Regions from separate parts of the Homo sapiens genome. Here region 2 is linked to region 1. Evidence: chromatin loops called from intact Hi-C (ENCODE). Cell type or tissue: endothelial cell of umbilical vein. All regions are shown on one strand. Links, peaks and the distances in the headings refer to the core of each region. The heading gives the core; the rest is flanking DNA.

Region 1 (10,784 bases), core at 1,300-9,299:
TTCGCACCCCTTGTTAACTGGAGACACGAAGGCGGGCGGAGGGGAGAGGCCATCGGAAACCTGGCAATGTCTTTTGCAGCTGCATGGTGTGTGCCCAGCCACCTTCAGCAGTTATTGTGGCCAGTCTGTGGCTGACCTGGGCTATCAGGGTTAGCGCACTCCAGTGAGCTCCCCCAGCACATTGCCTGCAAATGAATTCAGAGAACTTCTTTTTGTTTTTCACCTTTGCCTCCAATTCCATTGTGTCAATTATCATTGATTATTTAATCAGGACTTTATGGTTGGACGTGCAGCTTCTTCTAATCTTTTTTTCTTTTAAGTGTTTAAAAGAATAATGCTGACATGAGTCAATTTTAGTTGTACAAATACAGCTATTGTGTAAAAATTGTCAGAAGCGGAATTGCAGAGTCTAAGAGAGACCATCTTTGGTATTTATTTTGTTAGCAAGAAAAAAATTGAGAGTCTGATAATTTAGGAAAATACCAGTCACAGGAAAATACCAGTCACAGGAATACAGGTGGAAACCTAGCTAGAGGTCTCCACCCCTTTTATTCGTGCTCTATTGTGACGTCCAAAGCCTGACCCAAGGAACTGATTCAGGTAGAGGCGACGCCAGCTCAGTGTAGGGGGCAAGCTCTGCAAGACCTTGGCCGAGTGACTTCTGCTGCTTTTTGCTGTGGGGACTCTACTGGATGGACCAGCACATGAGAGAGATGGAGTTTGGAAACAAAACAAGTGGTTCAGAAACATGGGATTGCTTTCATATCTACTGGCATTTAGAAGGAGCTTGGTAAATTTAATCAAGAAACAAGGAAATGAAAATACCCAAGGAACACCAGGGGAAGAATAATGGTTGGATTTTCATTTAATTTGCCAGACACAATCCCTGAAGTAAGAAAATACCGTTTCTCATGAAATTCCGGCACCCGAGGCTCAAACGGCCAACCCTACGGTTAACAGCCGAACGCGCTAACCAATTGTGCCACAGAAATGAATGTGGTGGAATATCTCCATTCCAACAAGGTTATTTTACTTTTTTTCAGTCTAAACAATACATTAGAAAGGAGGCTACTTCTCCGTGTATTGGAAAAATGTTTTCCCTTTTTTTGACTCTCATTGTTGCTATGTTAATGTGTTTTAAAAACGGAGGTTTATAGGCTTGCCGCCGTGGCTCACACTGTAATCCCAGCACTGTGGGAGGCCGAGGCGGGCGGATCACGAAGTCAGGAGTTCCAGATCAGCCTGGCCAACATGGTGAAACCCATCTCTACTAAAAATACAAAAATTAACCGGGCGTGATGGCGGGCGCCTGTAATCCCAGCTAGTTGGGAGGCTGAGGCAGGAGAATTGCTTGAACCCAGGAAGCAGAGGTTGCAGTAGGCCGAGATCGCGCCACTGCACTCCAGCGTGGGTGGCAGAGCAAGACTCCGTTTCAAACAACAACAACAACAACAACAACAACAAAACACAGAGGTTTGTAATAATACAGATATTATTCTTAGGAACATAAGAGTGTTAATTGGGTGGAGAGCAGGACGCGGGACTGGTGCGTTTTGCAAAATAAGTATGAGTAGAATCAAAGGAAAGAATTTATTTTCGGTTCAATAAGGAAGTTTTCACTGATAGTTCAGTTGAGAGAGAAACCACTGGAAGGCTGTTGCATAGAAGGAAATATATTAAATGAGAAAGACACCAGCAAGAGCAGAGGGGAAAACCATTTAATGGAAAATCTGATACAAATATTAAGGGAAAGTAAGGGGCCAAACACCAGGACATGAAACCAGAAACTCCTATACATTAGTGCTTGTCCACCAAACTGCGAGCCTGAAATTGCGATCATACTTTATATTTGTGTTTTAAAGAGTAAGTTGGTGACAGATTTTATTTCTTTTCTGCCTGTCTTCCTGCTTCCTCTTTTTCTTTCTGCCTTCCTCTCATTCTCCAGTATGTATACCTTCTAATCATTTTCTTCTGGGTTTTATTCTGAATATTAGGATTTTCTAAATTTGTTCCTGTTTTTCTCATTTTCTTAAGCATATGTGGGTTGACCTTTGAAGTACGATGATGGGTAGGGGGTGGGTGGATGTTGTGATATTCACTACCCTATTTGTCTTTCTAGTCCTTTCAGTGACATTTAAGCCCAAGAGTCAGGTTACATTAGGATGATGTCCTCAACTTGAACTGTTGACTCTTGGATGTCCTCTATTCGTTTAGTCTCCCAACTAACAGTTATTGAGTGTCTGCTAAAAGCTAGGCACAGTTCTAGGCATTCGGATACATCAACAGTACACAGCAGAGACTAGGGTGGATTTTTCAAGCTGGGGAGAAACACATAATAAACACAAATAAGTAATTGTATCTATTTGAAGGTAATAAGTTCTATGGAGCAAAGAAAAAGTCAAGCAGGGTAAGGGGACCAGGGAGTGGGAGGTATGTGGTTTGCAATATTAAACAGGCAAGTTAGGGTGGCCTCTTTGTTTATGATATTTTGGAATGGCTTATTGGAGTTTTGATATATCCATCTTTGTCTTTAAAAGATGTCTCTCTGAGAACCTAGGCTGAAACAGACAAAAGAAACTGGATAGATCTTTCAACAGCAATTATGGGGAGTTTTGAGAGGAGGTGCTCCCTGGGATTGGATGAAGATACCAGTTAGGAAGGATGTAAATGTCTATTATTTAGGAATAGACAAACCTCATAATCTATTTTACGACCAAGAATTCTGTATTTGCCATTTTCAGAGATTTGGGTTGGTGGCTCAATGTAGAATGCCCTTTTCTACGGATCACTATATTCCATGTTGGACTTCTGGTTGGCTTGTTTAGTTTTTTCTTTGGAATTCAGTGCTACCACACAGACGTGTGCAAACACACCCACACACACACCATTAAACAAACAAAGGCCAGTGGGTCTCTTGGCTAAGGATTCTATGGTGCATATGCAAGAAATGCTACTGATAAGGAATGTTATATCAAGTTTCTCAAGAGTGGATAAAGCTGACCAATCTAGCTGCTATACTTGGAGAGGATAATATGGATGGTGTAAATTAGAATTGTATATAAGCAATAAGTTAGAATATGGACAGTCTTTTTTTTCCCCCTTTTTTTTTTTTTTAAAGAAAATGGACATTCTTTCATGATTCATCAAAAGAATCATTGGAGAAACTGATTTATCATGTGACCTCAAGTGTTTCTTGGAAACCTTTTGGAGGAAAAAGAAATTAAACATGCTGAACTGGCTGAAAAAAATATAGAAGAAGCACTTTCAGATCATATTAAATATATACAAACTGGAAAGAATCTATGCACACAGAAAACACCCAATTTGAAGTGACTTTTAAAGTCTTCAGCAGAGTTAGCGGCATGACAACAGAAAGAAATGAAAGTCTGGACAATGTTTGCTCCACTTAATATGGAGAAAAAAAATGTCCCAAAATAGATGATGATCTGAGCCATGCACATGAAAGTTGCATTTCTACAGAAAATGGGCCAAACGTCTTACAGAAAATCCTGAAAGTGCTATTTGTTCTTCACAATGCCAGATGAGTTCCCATGAGGAAAAATTATGATAACTGGAGGTCATCGAATCTGCTTGCTGAGAAAAACTTAGTTACATAAGAAAATAAAATGAGCCAGGCATTGTGGCTCATGCCTTTAATCCCAGCACTTGGGGAGGCCAAGGTGGGAGGATTGCTTGAAGCCGGAGTTCAGAACCATCCTGGCCAACATAGTGAGACCTCATCTCTATTTTTTAAAAAATTAAAAATTTGTTGTATGCATTTTATATTTATTTTATATTTTATATATAAAGGAACATAAAATGCATACAACCAACAAAGTATATTGAAGCCAAGATCACATGCAGCTTTTGGGAAGAGGATCCACATGCTCCTGTTCTAACAGGGCCACTTTGGAAAGGCCCAGGACAATATGTTTCCCTGGAATATCAGATCACTAAGGAAGGTTAAGCTAGGTGGGCTCAGAAATCTAGAATCCATAGTTGTCCTGTGAGGACCTGAAGAAACTTAGGATAAAAGACAAATGATTTCCCTAGAACGATTCCATTCTGATCCAGATCTTGCTCCAAAAAGCCTTTTGACTTTGATAGACTTGCTGAATCTGAAGACTTCAGAAGTTTCAGTACACCTTAAATGGAAATAAAGTCCGATAGAAATACTACAAAGATGTACCTGATGAGAACAAGTGACTTGTCTCCCCCACCTGAAAGTGGAATGGCTGGCTCAAGCATAGTTCTGCCATCTCACAGTCAGAGTCCCAAACATTCTCATGAACTCCAGGGGCATTTCATGTTCCAAAGACTTCTGTTTGCTCGCCCTTCTTTGGAGAGTATATATGGATGTTCCCCAAGTGCTTGTTCTCCTAAGTGATTTCCAGGACCTAACACACTCTCCATTTACAATGCCAAGTTATTCTCTCCTAATTGCTGTATTCCTCCCCTCCCATTTGAAAACCCTGAAGGTAGATGTGACCCGCACTTAGGGTTAGCTGAGCTTTCAAATAAAACTCAATCCAAAGATCCAAAACCATAGTGAGGAATTCTTTGGTCCCTTGTGTCAACTAATTCTGAATTATCTCTTATTCAATGCAAATAATGTTAGTTAAGTAGTTATAAAATTGGATCAAATGGAAGCCTGATAGAATTTTAAATCTTAGTGCTTCCATTATATCCTAGAAGAGATAGTATAAGTATAGTAATTGTTATTATCTGGTCTTCTATAACAAAAACTTCAGTGGAAGTCTGACATGAGCAGTTTAGCATTTGGAGAAATTTGGAAGTGCAAAGGTCATATTTCTATGTCATAAATTGTGTTTATTATAATTCTTAGACAAATGTCAAAATAACTTGTTTACTAATACAATTTAATTTTTTTTAAAAAATCATCTGTATATTGCCAAAATTAGCATGATAATTTGGGATATGGGAAGAAACATTGAGGACCATGGGGTAAAGCAATGTGTTGCTGGTTTTAGGGTTGTGTGAGGGAATAAGCAGTATATATTTGCATGAGCACTACATATTCCAGTAACTGAGGCAGATCTAGAGTCCAGGTTTTCTGAAGTTCAGATTTGGATCTTAAGCGCAGGGAAAAAGGAATTTTATAAGAAATTTTTAATCATTTCTTAATTTCTATTCAATTTACTTTGCAACAAACATGTAAAGGTATAAGTTTACCTCTGCAATAAGGTCTGGAAATAACACTTTTAAAACTTCTTGCAGTGGGGTAACTTGTAGTAGGAAAACTCACATAAACACACAAATTCAATATAAAAATGATGCCAGTTGTCATATGTGCCAGTTATCACATGATTGTGTCCCAGCCCTGAATCCACCCTCAAGTACTGGGCTTTGAGATGTGGGGCTTGGGCTCTGCAAAACATATTTCTCTTTTGCTTGCGGTTCCCTGTTAGATTCTGACACTAGAGGGCCCCAGGAGCCTGTTCATTCTCTGTTACTTTATTATAGGGCAACAGCCCTTCACCCTGGCAGTGATAGAACAGTTTGTTTCACTTTCCAGATTTTGAAAAGTGCCTGCAGACCCAGGCTCATTGCACCTTCAGAGGTGCCAGGGTCATCTAGGAAGTGTCTCCTTTTCAGATACTGAGTCTCAGCTCCACAAGACCCCAATCCTAGGAGCTCCTGAGGTACTGACGGCAGCCAGGATGCACTTTCTCTTCAGAGGTCTAAGCCCACATGCCGGGATCTCTCTTCTCACTTTCTAGTTTCTGATACCAACTCCTTTCCTTTATTCCCCACCATAGTGAGTGGGAGCTGTTTGCTGCAGTTTTCAACTCTGTGTTACCTTTTTGTGTTTTAGATTTCTAAAACCTGAGCAAGCATTCCCTATATGAACTTCATGTTGAAATGCCTCACGTGGTTTTTGAGTTGCTGACTAATTTATTTCTCCTTGATGTCTATCCGAATCCTGCCCACCGTTTCAGGCCCAAGTCTTTCCCCACGGGTTTTTCTCTTTGCAGACTGGATGAATCTCCAGGTCCTCCAAATGACTACATTATATCATGTACACCTCAGTTATAGACCTCTGGGTAGTTATTTTAGTATTCATGCTTTATTACAAACTTCTAGGTTTTTACAGTCATATTGAAGACATGGTATTTTGTTACCAACTAGGATATATGCTCTTCAGGGACAGAGAACAAACCTCAATGTTCTTGGGATGTTTTTCTTGTTTTTTTTTTGAAAATCAAAATGGTAAAAGTGAAAATAAATATGCCCCATCCAAACTTAGAATTTTCATTGGTTACAGAGCTGAGATGATCCAGGAAGCTGCCACCTAGCTAACAAGCCTGTCCTATTTGGGAGAGTATGGGCATGGGGGATAATTCTAAGTTAGGAGAAAGGTCTTTAAGTGTTAAAAAGACAATTAGGCCAGTCATGGTGGTGAAGGCCTGTAATCCCCCCACTTTGGGAGGCCAAGGCGGGCAGATCACTTGATGTCAGGAGTTCAAGACCAGCCTGGCCAACATGGTGAAACCCCATCTCTACTAAAAATACAAAAAACAAAAAAAATAGCCAGGCGTGATGGCACATGCCTGTAATCCCAGCTACTCAGGAGACTGAGGCAGGAGAATCACTTGAACCTGGGAGGCAGAGTGAGCCGAGATTGCACCACTGCACTCCGGCCTGGGCAACAGATCAAGACCCTATCTCAAAACAAAAGAAAATTATTCCAAAGTATGTTCATTATTCAGAATTCTTAACATACACTAGGGGTGACATAGGCTGTACTGAGGTCAAAAAGATGGACAAGAACCAAAAGAAGAAAGAAGCAAGGGTCAGCCATGCCCTATTCCTTCCCTGTTTCCTCTGTTTCCTAAACCCTCACTGATGAAAATCAATGCATGGTTTGACAATTCAGAAATTCGTATTTGAAGACATAAAATGGTGCTGCTTTCTTTATCCTGAAAACTTGGCCCCAGAATATGTTAAGAAGTAAAGTTCAGTTCTTACCAACATACCATCTTTGGTAGACAGAATGACTCCCTCAAAGATATCTAAGTCTTAATCCCTGTAACTTGTGAATGTGCAGCATTTCATGGCAAAACAGACATTGCAAACGTAACTAACGTTGTGAATCTTATAATAGGAAGATCATATTGGATTTCTGGGTGGGTCTAATCTAATCACATGAACCCTTATAAGCAGAGAACTTTGAATTCAGAGAGATGCAGAAGGAAGAGAAACCAGATATTTGAAAAAAGAAAAAGACTTGACAAGCCATTGCTGGCCTTAAGATAAAGGAGTCCATGAGTCAAGGACCTTAGTTATAAGAATACTAGAACCTGAAAAATGCAAGCAATCTGAACGATCTTGGAAGGAGAATTTTTTTACAAGCCTCCAAATAAGAGTCCAGCCCAGCTAACACCTTGACTTTGGCCTCGTGAGGTCCTGAGCAGAGCACCCAGTTGGAATACTCTGTGCCCAGACTCCTAGCTCAAAGTGCTGTGAAATAATAAATGGGTGGTGTTTTAAGCTGCCAAGCTTGAGGTGATTTATTATGGAGGCAGTGTAAAACTAATTTATCATCTTTCATGCAAGTCAATTCCTCCTCCAACTCAAAGAGCAAATATACACAAATGTCAGACAAAGTCACAAGAGAAAGGCTTTTCATAAGCAAACCAGGGGAGACAGAGATGAGTCTAGTAAAACAAATGGGGAAGGAAGGGGAGGTGACAGCTGTAAGCAGCAATGGGCATTCGGCCCACTCCAAAATTGTAGGAAAACTGTCTAAGAGGTTCTTTCTCAAGGAGCAAGGAATCTGACTGATGTTTTCCAGGCTAACAGTCTTAAACCTCTAGGTGTTTAAGGCTAAATGGGCAGAGAGAGGATGGGGATGGAACATCATTTTTCTTTTCTTTTCTTGTTTTTTTTTTTGTTTTTTTTTTTCTTTTTTTTTTTTTCGACGGAGTTTCACTCTTGTTGCCCAGGCTGGAGTGCAATGGCATGATCTTGGCTCACCGCAACCTCTGCATCCCAGGTTCAAGTGATTTTCCTGCCTCAGTCTCCTGGGTGGCTGGGATTACAGGCATGTGCCACCACGCCCAGCTAGTTTTGCATTTTTAGTGGAGACAGGGTTTCTCCTTGTTGGTCAGGCTGGTCTCAAACTCCCGACCTCAGGTGATCCACCTGCCTCAGCCTCCCAAAGTGCTGGGATTACAGGCGTGAGCCACCGTGCCCAGTCTGAGTATTATCTTTCTAAGGGACAGTGCAGACTTGGTGGGAGGCAGTCATTCAGCAGGAGTAGCATCCACAGTGTCTCTCAGGGGATGATCAATGTTTCCCAAGGATAAGCTAGATTCAAGATTTTCTTAGAGCTCCTCCAAGGACTGTGTATGAACAACTAGTGAAATGTGGACAAACAGGCTCCCTACGAAGCCAGAGGGGGCCGGGCCTGGTGGCTCACACTTGTAATCCCTGCACTTTGGGAGGCCAAGGTGGGCGGATCACTTGAGACCAGGAGTTTGAGACCAGCCTGGCCAATCTGGCGAAACTCCATCAAAAAAAGCCAGAGGAAGAAAACCACACTTTAAAGCCAGACCAAGGAAGGGAAAGATTAAAGGCAAATGCAATTTCCCACCCCCAAGATGCAAGTGAGGAAAGACTATCTTCCCTTTTCTTCAGGCAAGCATATTCCCAGGGAAAAGCAGGAAGGTAAGACTCCTATCTGAGCTTACATATTGAAAAGAGAAATGCCGGCCGGGCGCGGTGGCTCAAGCCTGTAATCCCAGCACTTTGGGAAGCTGAGCTGGGTGGATCACTTGAGGTCAGGAGTTTGAGACCAGCCTGGCAAACATGGTGAAATTCCTTCTCTACTGAAAATACAAAAATTAGCTGGGTGTGGTGGAGGGCGCTTGTAATCCCAGCTACTTGGGAGGTTGGGGCAGGAGAATCACTTGAACCTGGGAGGCAGAGGCTGCAGTGAGCTGAGATCGCAGCACTGCACTCCAGCCTAGGTGGCAGAGGGATGCTGTCTCAAAAAACAAAAAGTAAATAAAAATAAAAAATAAATAAAATAAAAAGAGAAGTGTCAATAGCATGGGCAGAAAAGTTGTGGAAATTTCCCAAAGGTTGTTGCTTCTGGGCTTGCAGCTGTGGCTGAGCTCTTGTCTTATATCCCAAACTGATGGAAAATGAAGGTGCTGGTGCTCTGACAGGTCCTTCTCCCACTGAACCCTAGTCAGGGGGCATTGGTTCCCTAGGGGCACTTCTGCTGCTTAACAGGCCCACTCTAAGCAGGACACTCTGACTGAGGCAGCAGTGAAGAGGTTTCGAAACCCAGGCTTACTCTGTGGTGCTGTCTCCTTTGAAGGAAAATCATGTGCCCTGAATAAAGGATCCTGGGTGTTCAGGACCAAGTATACCCCAAAAGACTGATGGCACCAGTGGTCCTACTAGGGCCTGCTTCACTGATGAATGCTCCAGAAATGGAACTCCTGACTGAGCTAGACAGACCTATCCTAAAGCACCAGTGCCTTAGGATTGGCATTTCTCCAAAAGGAAGGCTCATGGGGCTGTGCTATCAAACGCTGAGCCAGTGGCCTCATTGTCAGGTGACTGTGTGGGACCCAAGTGGCCTTCTTTCTTTCTTTTAGATTGGGCTTCTATACTAGCCTAAATATAGATGGATCAGAAGATCCAGAAGGATCTGTATATGTAGGAGAATTAAGGGTTGGGATGCTTACAGGAATTGGTTTAGAGCAGGGATGGTTGGGGACTTGGCAGACCTGTCAGCCTGAGGGGTCAGAGGTGGCTTGGTGGGGTCAGTGATGAGTAATGTGGTAGAAGCAGGAGTCAACCAGGAGTAAGTGACTGTTGGCCTCAAGTCTGAAGAGGTGCCTGGAAGTGTCTCTGACTTCGAGGACACCAAAGGGGTCAGCAAGCTGGATGTCTCCTGAGGCAAAGCAGCCACACAGGTTATCCCTCCAGTGGACTATAGGAAGGCCAGTGGGCCTGGGGTATTCTGCATCACTTTCAAGCTCTCCAGCTTGGATTAGTGCTCCCAAATGGAGGGGTAGTTGGAAATGGTGCAGTCCCAGCAGCAGGTAGGGTGACAGAAAGGATGGGCTGAGTGGCAGGCACAATCTCAGGATAGTCATTGGTGGCCTCAGTCTGCTCCTTTATGACTTCGTTGACCTACCAGAGTGCAGCTTTCTTGTCCAAGTTTTCTGCAGTGACTGCATAACCAAGTTGGGGAGTTGAAGACAGGATACCCTCCCCCTATGGCTTAGAAGGCTGTAGCAAAGTTTTGCTTTCATGAGGCCCAGAACTAACAGATGTGGGCGATGTATTCCTTGAGTTTTGCTTTGTTTTCTTCTGTGAGGGAGTGTCTGCAGCCTGAACCTCATTGTTTAATCCCTATACAGCAAAGTGTGGACAGATGTTTTTCTGTGCCTTTTTGTTTGTTTTTGAGAGGGAGTCTTGCTCTGACGCCAGGCTGGAGTTCAGTGGCATGATCTAAGCTCACTGCAACCTTAGCCTCCTGGGTTCAAGCTCTTCTGTGCCTTTTTTAGGGGAAGAGGATAATGAGTACTTTAGACATCAGGAGGGATGTGAAATTGCAAACTGGGACCTCCTCTCTTCCCTGTCTTTGAAATGTTTCCAGGAGAGCTGTAGGAGCTGCCAATGTCATTTCTGTTGGAGCTGAGGGGACCACTTGGGAATATGCTGGTCAAGGGGCTCTTGGAGGGATGATGAGACTTATTCTAGTGGTCATCTGAGCTCTGGGAATGGAGGTTTGGCTTCAA
Region 2 (10,784 bases), core at 1,909-9,908, 470 kb after region 1:
AATAACAATTTGATCTATGGCTTCTGGAGTTACTTTTCCTGAATTTGGTGTCTATGCCCATCAATTGCTAGCTTTGAAATCTTGGAAAAGTTATTTAGTTTCTTGGTGTTTTCTCATCAGTAAATTAATAATTAATAATAGTAAATTAATAAATTTCTCATCAGTAAAATAATTTAATTTAATAAAATTAAATAGGAAGGATTATATACATTTTTGATGTTTAAATGAGTAAAAATCTGTCCAGGAATGAAAGAATAAAAATCAGCTCACATCGTAAAAGAAAAAAAGCAGCATTGTCATTTTTCTCACTAGGAAAACATACACAGATTAAAGAAGGCTGAAAGTTTACAGGAAACATTGTTTTTCTACCAAGATCATGGAATAACTGTAAAACTCCCTAATAGCCTCCTCTTTGAAAGGTTTCTGCTTTCATTCCAATGATGCCCCAGGCCTGCCTTGCTATATCCATTTATTACAGGGGAGACCCGACTACTAAAGCACCCTCAACTCATTACTGCACTAAATCTTTAGTTAATCCTTCTACTTTCTAGTCCTGTCCTAGAAACATCAACCAAACCAGAACCAAGGTTGAAGAATACCTGCTTCTCCTTGTCTCTCTTCAGAATCTTTCAGCAGTAACTCAAACCTTATAAAATGTACTTCTCTCTTCTCTTCTGTAGAGCTACCGTTTCAAGATTCCTCTCAAACATCTTCCTTCCATTACCTGACTCATTAATCTGATTTTGTCAGATTACAGGTTTGTTTCTAGTGGTTTAGTGGCTCCTGGTTAAAGCTGCTTAGGCTGCAACCTGTTATTATACCAGCACTGATATACTTGGAATTTTTTCTAACATCTCTTTGGTTTGTATTTTTCCCACATTTGAGTTTATTACTTTTTTATTATCTTTTTTCTTTACTGTCTTTTTAATTGGATTTTTTATTTTGCTAATTTTTCCCCTTATTGCTCTACTCATGTGAATAATTTTTCTTCTACTAATCTATATATTTATCTATTCTTTGTGTGCTTACTATCAAAATTTTATTATTAATAGTTAACTTTACAAAGTGTAAAGTTAATCTACTTTATAACATATTCCAAGCATTAACATATGTTTACACACACATATTTTGAGACAGGATCTTTCTCTGTCACCCAGGCTGGAGTGCAGTGGTGCTATCAGGATTCACTGCAACCTTGACCTCCTTGACTTAAATGATCCTAATTTTTTTTAGGCTAGTTTTAGACCACCTGGCTAATTAAAAAAAACTGGTAGAGACAAGATCTCACCATGTTGCCCAGGCTGATCTCAAACTCCTGGGCTTAAGTGATCCTCCTGCCTCAGCTTCCCAAAGTCCTGCTATTGTAGCCATCATTCCCAGCTACAATATTTTTAAATAGCTTAAATCTAATTACTGTCATCTGTTAAACTATTCTTATCTGTTATTTTAGTTCTGGCTTTTTTCAACCCCCAAAACTCGACATCATTATTATTATTATTATTATTATTATTATTATTATTATTATTATTATTTTATACAGGCAATATTTGCTTAGGCTTATATGTTTCCCGATTTTTTTTTTTCATTTTTTTCTTACAGCTTATCCCTTCTAGGGTTATGTTTTTGTTGTTCAAGTACAAACTTAAAGATTCTATAGTAAAGTTTCTTAGTGGCAATATTGCTCTGCTTTCCCTCACCCTTAAACTGTATTTTATCCTCATTATTGAAAGACAAATTTACTACGATGGTTTGAGTGTATCCTCCAAAAGTTCACATGTTGGAACCTTAATTCCCTAAAGTGGAAGGATTGGGAAATAGGGCCTGGTGGAAGGTATTTGGGTTATCTCTGCCCTCATGAAGAGATTCATGCAGTTCTGGCTAACTGGGTTAGTTCTCATGAGAGTGAGTTGTTATAAAACCAGTCAGCCTGCTTCTTTTTCCCTCTTTCATCCACATTCTCTTGTCGTGTTGCTTTTTCACCATGTCGTGATGCAGAACAAAAACCCTTGCCAGAAGCCAGTCCCATGACCTTGGACTTCCCAGCCTCCAGAATAAACTTCTTTTCTTTACAAATTACCCGGTCTAAGGTATTCTGTTATAGCAACAGAAAATGAACCAAGACATTTCTTTGTATAAACTTTTGAGTTGACATGTTTCTCTCAACAGTTTGAAGATACACTTTTTCTCAGATTGGACTTTCACTTTGTGGTTTCAAAAACCTATGGCAATCTGAATGTTATTTCTTCAGCAATCTTTTTTTCTCTTTCCTGTTGCTTTAAAAATCTTCCTTTAGTCTTTAGTATTGTTAATTGCACTACAGTGTGTCCGGTGAGATCACTTTCTATTTGATCTGCTTGGAATATGTTGTGCTTTCTGTGTATGTGAAGTCATATCTTTCCTTTGTTTGGAGAAATTATCAGCCATTATCTTTGTAAATATTGCCTCTTCCTATCCTGCAAGTTCTAAGTGTTTTAAAAATGTTTTCCATTGTTTTCACATCTGTGCTACTTTCTAGATAATACCTTCCATTTTATCTCTTTTTTTAATTTTCTGGACTATTTTTAGAGTTCTACATTTACAAAAAAATTGATCAGAAAGTACGAGAGTTCCCATATACGTCCTTATAGTGTGATATATTTGCAACAGTTGATGAGACAATATTGATGCATTTTTATTAACTAAAGTTCATAGTTACATTAGTGTTCACTTTTTGTGTTGTACATTATAAAGGTCTTGACAAATATACAATGATCATTACAGGATCATACTGAATAGTTTTATAACCCTAGAAGTCCTCTGTGTTCTACCTGTTCATCCTTCTCTTCTTCCTGCCATCCTAGATCCTGGCAACCACTGATCTTTCCACTATCCTTATAGTTTAGCATTTTCCAAAATGTCATATAGTTGGAATCATATAGTATGCAGCCTTTTCAGACTAGCTTCTTTCACTTAACAATATGCATTTAAGTTTCCCCGTGTTTTCTGTGTCTTCATGCCTCATTTCCTTTTATTGATGAATAGTATTCCACTGTATGGATATACCACCGTTTGTTTATCCATTCACCTGAAACGATATTGGAAACCCATGAACAGCCAACAGGCTTTACGAATGTCTATAGTCTACCACACCTGTTTCTTGTTTTAAAAAATTGAAATAGGCCGGGCATGGTGGCTCACGCCTCTAATCCCAGCACTTTGGGAGGCTGAGGAGGGTGGATCACCTGAGGCCAGGAGTTCAAGACCAACCCGACCAACATGGAGAAACCCCATTTCTACTAAAAATACAAAATTAGCAGGGCATGTTGGCTCATGCCTGTAATTCCAGCTATTCAGGAGGCTGAGGCAGTAGAATCGCTTGAACCTGGGAAGTGGAGCTTGCGGTGAGCCGAGATTGCACCATTGCACTCCAGCCTGGGCAACGAGAGTGAAACTCCATCTCAAAAAAAAAAACGAAAAAAAAATTGAAATAATTTAAAAAGTTTTAGTAGTCCCTAACTCTACTATCTTTTCTTTCTCCTCAGTCATATTCACTCTCTCCCCAATTCGGTTTTCTAATTTTACTACTTTTCTCCCCCATTCAGAGTTTTCTAGTATTACTACTTATGGAAATATTAAAAATAATAAATAGTGTTGTTTTACAGGATTTAATGTATTCAATGAATGGTATCTTACTAAGCAATTCACATTTTTGGCCAAATATTTTTTCTTGAAATTATTAACATAACATTTGTCATGGTTGTTGATGTTTTAATCATAATTACCCCAGGGTTTATTTCTTAAAAGCAGAATATTCTTTTACGTGGCTACAGTGCAATGATTAAAATCAGGAAATTAATATTAATACAATGGTACTATTCACTTGATAGAACATGTTTAGATTCAACAATTGTCCCAGTGATACAATTTATGGTAAAAGATAATCCAAGGTCACATGGTACATTAATATGCAGTTGTCATCTCTCTGTAGCTTCCTTCATCCAGTAAAAGTTCCTGAGTCTTTCTTTGTATTTTATGATGTTGTTGTCATAAAAGCTTGAGACATTTCTACAATGTGCTTCAATTTGAGTTTTTCTGATTTTTCCTTGTAATTAGATTCAGGGTGACCCCTTTGGCAGGAATACGGTAGAATTTATTATGAGTTCTCAGCGCATGATGTCAAGGCTCACGTGCTGTTGGTGTGTTTCATCCCAGGCAGTGTTAGCTGCCATCACTTGGTGTCTACTGGTATCTATTTGGTGTTCAGTGTAATGTTACTGTTTTACTCTTTGTCATTAGTAAATCTTTGGGGAAGACACTTTGAGGCAATATTGATATCCTGCTCACCTAAACTTCCACCTATTAGTTTTAGCACCCATTGATGATTCCTTCCTGAAGAAATTATTATTATGATAGTCATCGAGTGGTGATATTCTAATTTCATTATTTCTTTTACATTTACTAGTTGCTTTTTCATTGAAAGTTAGGTCTTTTCCTTCTCCCTCATTTATTCATTTTAATTGTGGACTAATGGATTCTTGTAGTATCCAATAGGTAACAATCATTTAAAATCATTATTCAGTTTGATTCTCAAATTTTCTCAAATTTGGCTGGAGGGAGTCCCTTCAAGCTGGCTCCCTATTTGACAGATTCTCACCATTCTTTGAGCTCATTCTTACTTTTTGACACAACAAGATTCTCTAGGCTCATCTTGCATCTTGTTTTCAATGTCATTTTACATAAGAAAAAGTATAGCAATGGAGAGGCCAAGTAATTCATCAAATATTGCCCATCCAATGTAACCCAGCCAGAAATCATTAAAGTTCACATGTAAACCCCGAAACTGTTGAGACAGCCGAGTAAAAAGGGCTCCCCAGAGAACCTCCGACCCACCTGTGCACTGGGAAAAGGGGGTGGAGCCACGAAGTTAGCGTGGTTTGCAGAGGGGAGGAGCCCAGCCTCTTGTGTTCCTGTGTGGTGGGGCAGGAGCAGGTTAACAGGCCTCCCTCTCACTCTGCTGAAAGTATTTCTTTTTCCTTTTTCGCGCAATAAATTCCATTTTTCTCACCCTTCTATGCATCCTCAAGCCTAATCTTTCCTGGTTATGTGACAAGAACCCGGTTTTTAGCTGAACTAAGGAGAAAGTCCTACAACACTGCCACCATGTGGCAATTACTCCAAATAGAAGGAGAGGCTGAAGGACACACAACCAGGATGCAGAGAAAAAGATGGAGACAGAGTCTGTGCAAGATGGGATTGATACTGAGACTGGGTTAGCCACCTCTCCTAGACAGTGAAACAGATCGCAAGAGAGGCTGACCCAGAAAGACACATGCAAAACAATGGGCAATAGAACACATGACCTGAATTAGATTATCTGGGTTCAAATCCTGATTTTGCTATTCATTATCTGTGTATCACTGGGCAATTTACTCAATCTCTCTGTGCCTGAATATCCTCATTCAAAATCAGGGATGAAAAGAGTACTTATCTCAAAGGGCTATTTGCTCACTTATTGCACAAGTAATTTGGCATCTGATATGAACCAGGTGCACCTCTAGATGAGGATACTGTCACATTGAATGAAGACCAGTGACCAGAAGCCTGCCTCACAGCCCAGCTCAGTGAGAAAAATAATTCCATTCTCACCTCTAATCTCAACCCTGTGTCACCATTTATGTATAGTCCTTTGCATTAGTGTCTGGAAAGGTCATTTTTTGAGGGCAGAATGAATAACCTATAGAAGGATCATTCTTGGGTATAATGAATTAAAGAAGTATTATGAAGCTTTATAAGGCAGGATTAGCTCATAAAAATGGAGGGTTCTTTTGCTTTTCCAGTCCCATTTGTTGTTTCACAGACAAAGAATAAAACAATCACTGATGGCAAAGACTGCAAACTGCCAACGTTCATCGGTAGAGCAAGGTGACGCTCGTCCTGTCCAGGCCTGTGGTTGGGATAAGCTCAGAAAGCAGAGTCTCCAGGGCTGGTCATCATCTATCATAACCCTGCGTATAAAGAAAGCCTTGAGAAAGAAAAGAAGTGACTTATTATGTGTCTTCTGACCTGGTTCTCATTTTTATTCAAAACATTAGAACCTTGGGAAGATGAAGAGAGGGCCAGAAAAATGGGAAACCCTGGATACAGAAACTTGGCTAGCTGTTTACTTTTTCACTGTACATCTTTCTATTGCAATAGTTAAACCCCAATTAAGACTGAAATAACTCCTGAGGCAAACAAACGTAATTGTGGAGACAGAGGGGAAAATGTACTTCAGGGACTAGGATCCTGCAGAGGGTTTCCGTCTTCCTGACAGAAAAACAACTTTGAAAATTTGAGTCCTGGTAATAGTTTGTTAACCAAGAACTCTACAAATCCAGAAGGCACAAACATGGCTTGGGGAGCCTTACCTTGCCAGAAGGACTAACCCAGAGCTTTACTACACCATAGCTACCAAGGTGAGTAGACCTGACAATTCTTTTATTTATTCACATATGCCATATAATATTTCCCTCAGAAGTATGCATCTTGCTTTGTTCTTTGACTAAGCAAGGGAGTTTATGTGAGCCAGAGGACCTTGACTCTGCATCTAATCTTTACCTGGGGTCATAAACATGAAGGGGACCATTTCCAGAAGATGACCCTAGAAATGCTTGAGCATCTTTGTCCCAGTGTTCAGGATCTTGTACTGTAAGAGAGGTCCGGGGTGGTTCTTCCTATAAGGTTCCCTCTTTGGTTTCATCCAAAAATCACAAAGATAAAAAAGCTTTTCAGGTTTCTAGAAAAAACTCATTTTTAGGCTTACATTTTCACCTGCATTATAACTCTATCAGCATTATTAGCTTTCATCAAATTTCTTCATATCGTTTTTGGTGCATTTCTGTGATTTGCAAGTGGGCCAACTTTGTCTTTACCTATTAAGTAGTTAATTCATTAAGAAAGAGATAGAGAGAGTGTGTGTGTATATCTTGAAGGTTTTCTTTCTGCATCCATCCTTAAAGTCTCCTAATCCAATATATAATATTGTATCATATACAGAAGTCAACTTCATTAACCATATGCCAGTTTAATGGAAGCATCTATTAACAATCATTATGATTAAAAATCATACTTGCTCTTCAGAAATTTTCCACTTTTATTTTTGGCCAGGCTATAAGTAAGTATAACCTGATGTAACCCTGTAAATTTACCCTGGCATTATGTAGCAGGGAGCACTAATCTCATTTTCAGTTGAGAAAACTGGAGCTGAAATGGGTGCACTTCCTTACCTGCCTAAGCTATTAGGTATTAGAACTGGATGGAGCACTACACATCTATCTGAATGTGAAGCATGTTTTTTCAAATAGTTTTCAATCATGATTCCAAAAACAACTTGGAAGACCAGTCACCCTTCCTTCCTCTGATATTTTTCTTATTATTCAGTCAAAAAAATGGAAGTGTCTTATTAGTATTACAGAAGCTAATCTCTAATCTGAATCAGAGCTTTGGAACCTTGGGAAGATGAAGAGAGGGCCAGAAAACTGTGAAACCCTAGAAAAAGATAAGAAGAAACAAACATAAAAATATTTGATAAGGACATCAGGGTGGTGAAGTGTATGCAGGACATTCATTTTTGACAAATTCCAGGTTTCTGACTAAATATGTAACCAGTTCTTACTCCAAACCTATTAGTCCATACTGCTCTTCTTGTTATTAAAGCCTGTAGTTCATTTCACTATAGGCTATCCAGTTCAGATCATGTAATGCTTTGTTTAATGCATTGATATAGATGTTAGTCTCTTCATTTGGCACTGGAGGAAACTGAGGCAGAAAAGCAATAACTAATATTCCAAAAGTTATAAAGTTTCCTGGTATAAGACCTGAGTACAAGCCTAAATTCAGGCAGTTCACACTGCCAGGGACCTTTAAGACAAATTAAGATAAATCTAAGGCATCTCTTAGTGATTAGTAGAAAATGAAAGGGGACAAGGCTTATAGAAAGGTTAGATCAAACATCCTGGTTTCTTTTGTTTTGGGGGATTTATTTGTAGTTTGATGTAAGTTCTGGAAAAGAAGTGAGATTGGAGAGGTTGATTGTGAAAGAGTAAAATCCTGTTCAGACAAAAAGAGTAAAAATTAGCTTGGACTGGTAAAGATCAAAGTAGCTCTCCTGTTACCAATGTTGGGAGAACAGACACAGGTAGATCTGGTTACAGAGTCAACTGGACTCACTGGTTACACAGCAGTTGTAAACTGCCATAATTGCACCATTTGAGTGATGACTCTTTTCTTACCAATGTAGCCCCAACCTGCCTTGTATATCCAGACATCAGAGATCTCTAATTTATAAACTGCCTTCATCTCGTGACAGTATGCAATAGCTAATTAATCTACCTCTCCTAATGGCCCTTGAGAAACATCAACACATCAACAACTCCGCTTAGGGGCCCCTCAGATCCATCAGTGGGAACTCAGACCTCTCCTAAATGCCCTTGTAGAGTGACATTCTATGGTTCCTCTAGAGCACCTTCTCTGGCTACATCCAGTCCATGTATCTCATTGTTTTTCAGCAACAGGCTTGTTCCTGAAGGTCTTTGGCTGATTAACCATTAACATTTGAGGTCCTACAGTGAAATGCTATGCAGTTTGACTTTATATGGAGTACTTGGAAAACCCACTGAAAACTTGTAAGTACTGAAATTACAGATTCAGTTCGGGGTCTTGAAAGACAACTCAGAAATATTAAGGAATATAAATCAAAGATATGAAAATAAGAAGAGATAAACCAGAAATTGTTATACTAATCAAAATGATAGACATATAGGCATAATGAATAAAAGAAGTATCACAGAAGATAAAACATTGTTAAACTTGAGAAATGTTAAAGATGTTGAAACAACATGATTTTATGAGTGTCTGTCTGTTGAATGTGGAAGAGGTAGAGGGGTTAAGGGTGAGCACCAGGTTTTTGAAATTGGCTGATAGGAATATTAAGAATAAGTAGAAAATGGAGACATTCAGGTTGGGGGAATTGTTTTAGTTCAATTCAGCATATGCTGAGACTTAAAATATGTGGGATATATCAGAATTTGAACAAGCAAGTTGGTCTTGCAGCTATGGAGATCAGGAAAACAAAATCTGTTTCCCAAATTTAGATTTTTGTATCCTCTTCCAAGATGACATTTAAGGTCACATGGTATGTTCATCAAAGAGTGTCACAGGGAAAGGACTACAGTTCTTTGGACAAAAATCTGCTCTGTTACATATATTATGATTTCCTTTATCCACTAGAAATGTGCTATGATATGATTTTTTTGCAGATACATATATATCATCATAACTGGTACTTTCTTCATACAGTGTTTCCTTGATCTAAATATTTTCTGCCCATGAAGTTAGAAATGGCTTTGAATATTATCAAGGGAACAATATTCCTGTTTCTAACTGGACTTGGCATTGTGGGGAATGTTTTGGTTTTGGTAAACTATATGTGCATTTTCTTTTGGGGGACTGAGAAGAAGTCTTTACACTTTATTCTTATTCACTTAGCTTTTACAAATATCATACTTCTATTTTCCAAAGGAATGCCCAAGACAATAGCAGCTTTTGGTTTGAAAAACTTCCTAGATGATACAGGCTGTAAAATTGTTGCTTATCTGGAGAGGGTGGCTCGAGGCCTTTCCATCTGCACCAGCAGTCTCCTCACTGTGGTCCAGGCCATCACCATCAGTCCCAGAGCCTGCATGAGGGGGAGGCTCAAGCTGAGGTCTGCATGACAAGTCCTTCCCTTGTTTCTCTTTTTTTTGGACATTCAGTTCCTTGATAACCATAAACTTACTTCATTCCATCACAAATAGCAACATGAACAGATCACAAATTAGTGAAAAGGATAACTACTGTTATTTTCTAGCAGGGAGATCGGTAATAAGACGGATTTTTCTCACACTGATAGTCTTGCAAGATGCCCTGTTTCAGGGTCTAATGGGCTGGGCCAGCAGCTACATAGTATTTCTTCTCCACCAGCATCACAAGCATGTTCTTCACATTCAGAACTCCAAATTTCTGTACAAAACTCCCCCTGAGATAAGAGCTGCTCAAAGTGTTCTCCTTCTGATGATCTGTTTTGTTTTCTTTTATTGGATAGATTGTATTATTTCTTTATATTTAACTTTATCCTTAGAGAATAATTTCATAATATCAAATATTCAAGAATGTTTAACCCTTGGTTATGCAACTCTCAGCCCTTTTGTGCTGATTCACAGAGATAGATGTGTGGCTGAATGTTGGCAAGTTCAGTAAGACTTCAGAAAATGTCTGTTTTATTGATCTCTTCAGTAAGCAAGTTTGAAATAAACTTGCTAGTTTTGCTGTGCTGTGTATTTTTTAAAATAAGAAGAATTGCTTAAACATATAAGGATAAATTCTCATACAACAAACCTGGTGACCAGCAGCTCCGATCTAATGCAAGAGATCACAGAAATCCTAGAGAGACTCAGCGATCTTATTCTCTATCCTTCCACCCTTCAAAAAGCAGCTGAAATTCTGTGTATTTATGATGGCTCTTTCACCACCAGGCTTCCAGGAGTAAAAAACAGTAGAACAATCTGGTAAAATCTATCAAAATTACTGGTGCAGTCACCTTTTGACTCAGGAATTCCATGTCTAGGGCCTAATCCTTCAGATATACTTGCGCATTTAAGAATTGGAGTAGGAAAAATACACATTATGATACATTATTTTAAAAATACAACAAAATATCTAGCAAAAGGAATTATTTTTGGCTATTTAAAGATATTGATATGTATCCATTCATACAAAGGGATTTTATG

The links. A loop is a pair of places that touch in the nucleus more often than their neighbours do. Peaks named below come from ENCODE experiments on the same cell type or tissue, not always from the same donor. Only the 100,000 strongest peaks of a DNase experiment are listed, where the experiment ranks them.
Region 2: a loop joins it to region 1, with 17 times the contacts of the local background. A loop is called at or near these places in 92 of 110 quality-filtered maps.

Annotation. Positions count from the first base shown.
Region 1 is chr6:26,602,119-26,612,902 of GRCh38, forward strand. It overlaps LOC105374989 (a long non-coding RNA gene), which reads left to right and starts at 615. Exons shown (of 2, transcript NR_187833.1): 1 at 615-1,473; 2 at 2,538-4,543. In endothelial cell of umbilical vein, for the core only: a CTCF peak has its summit at 5,432 (motif pointing right); a DNase peak (open chromatin) is centred at 5,453; H3K27me3 peaks cover 788 bases.
Region 2 is chr6:27,073,936-27,084,719 of GRCh38, forward strand. It overlaps the pseudogene VN1R11P. Among named protein-coding and RNA genes, the nearest start is that of TRP-CGG2-1, 12 kb to the right of the region's middle. RefSeq lists a silencer at 4,821-4,900. In endothelial cell of umbilical vein, for the core only: a CTCF peak has its summit at 5,158 (motif pointing left); a DNase peak (open chromatin) is centred at 5,086; H3K27me3 peaks cover 138 bases.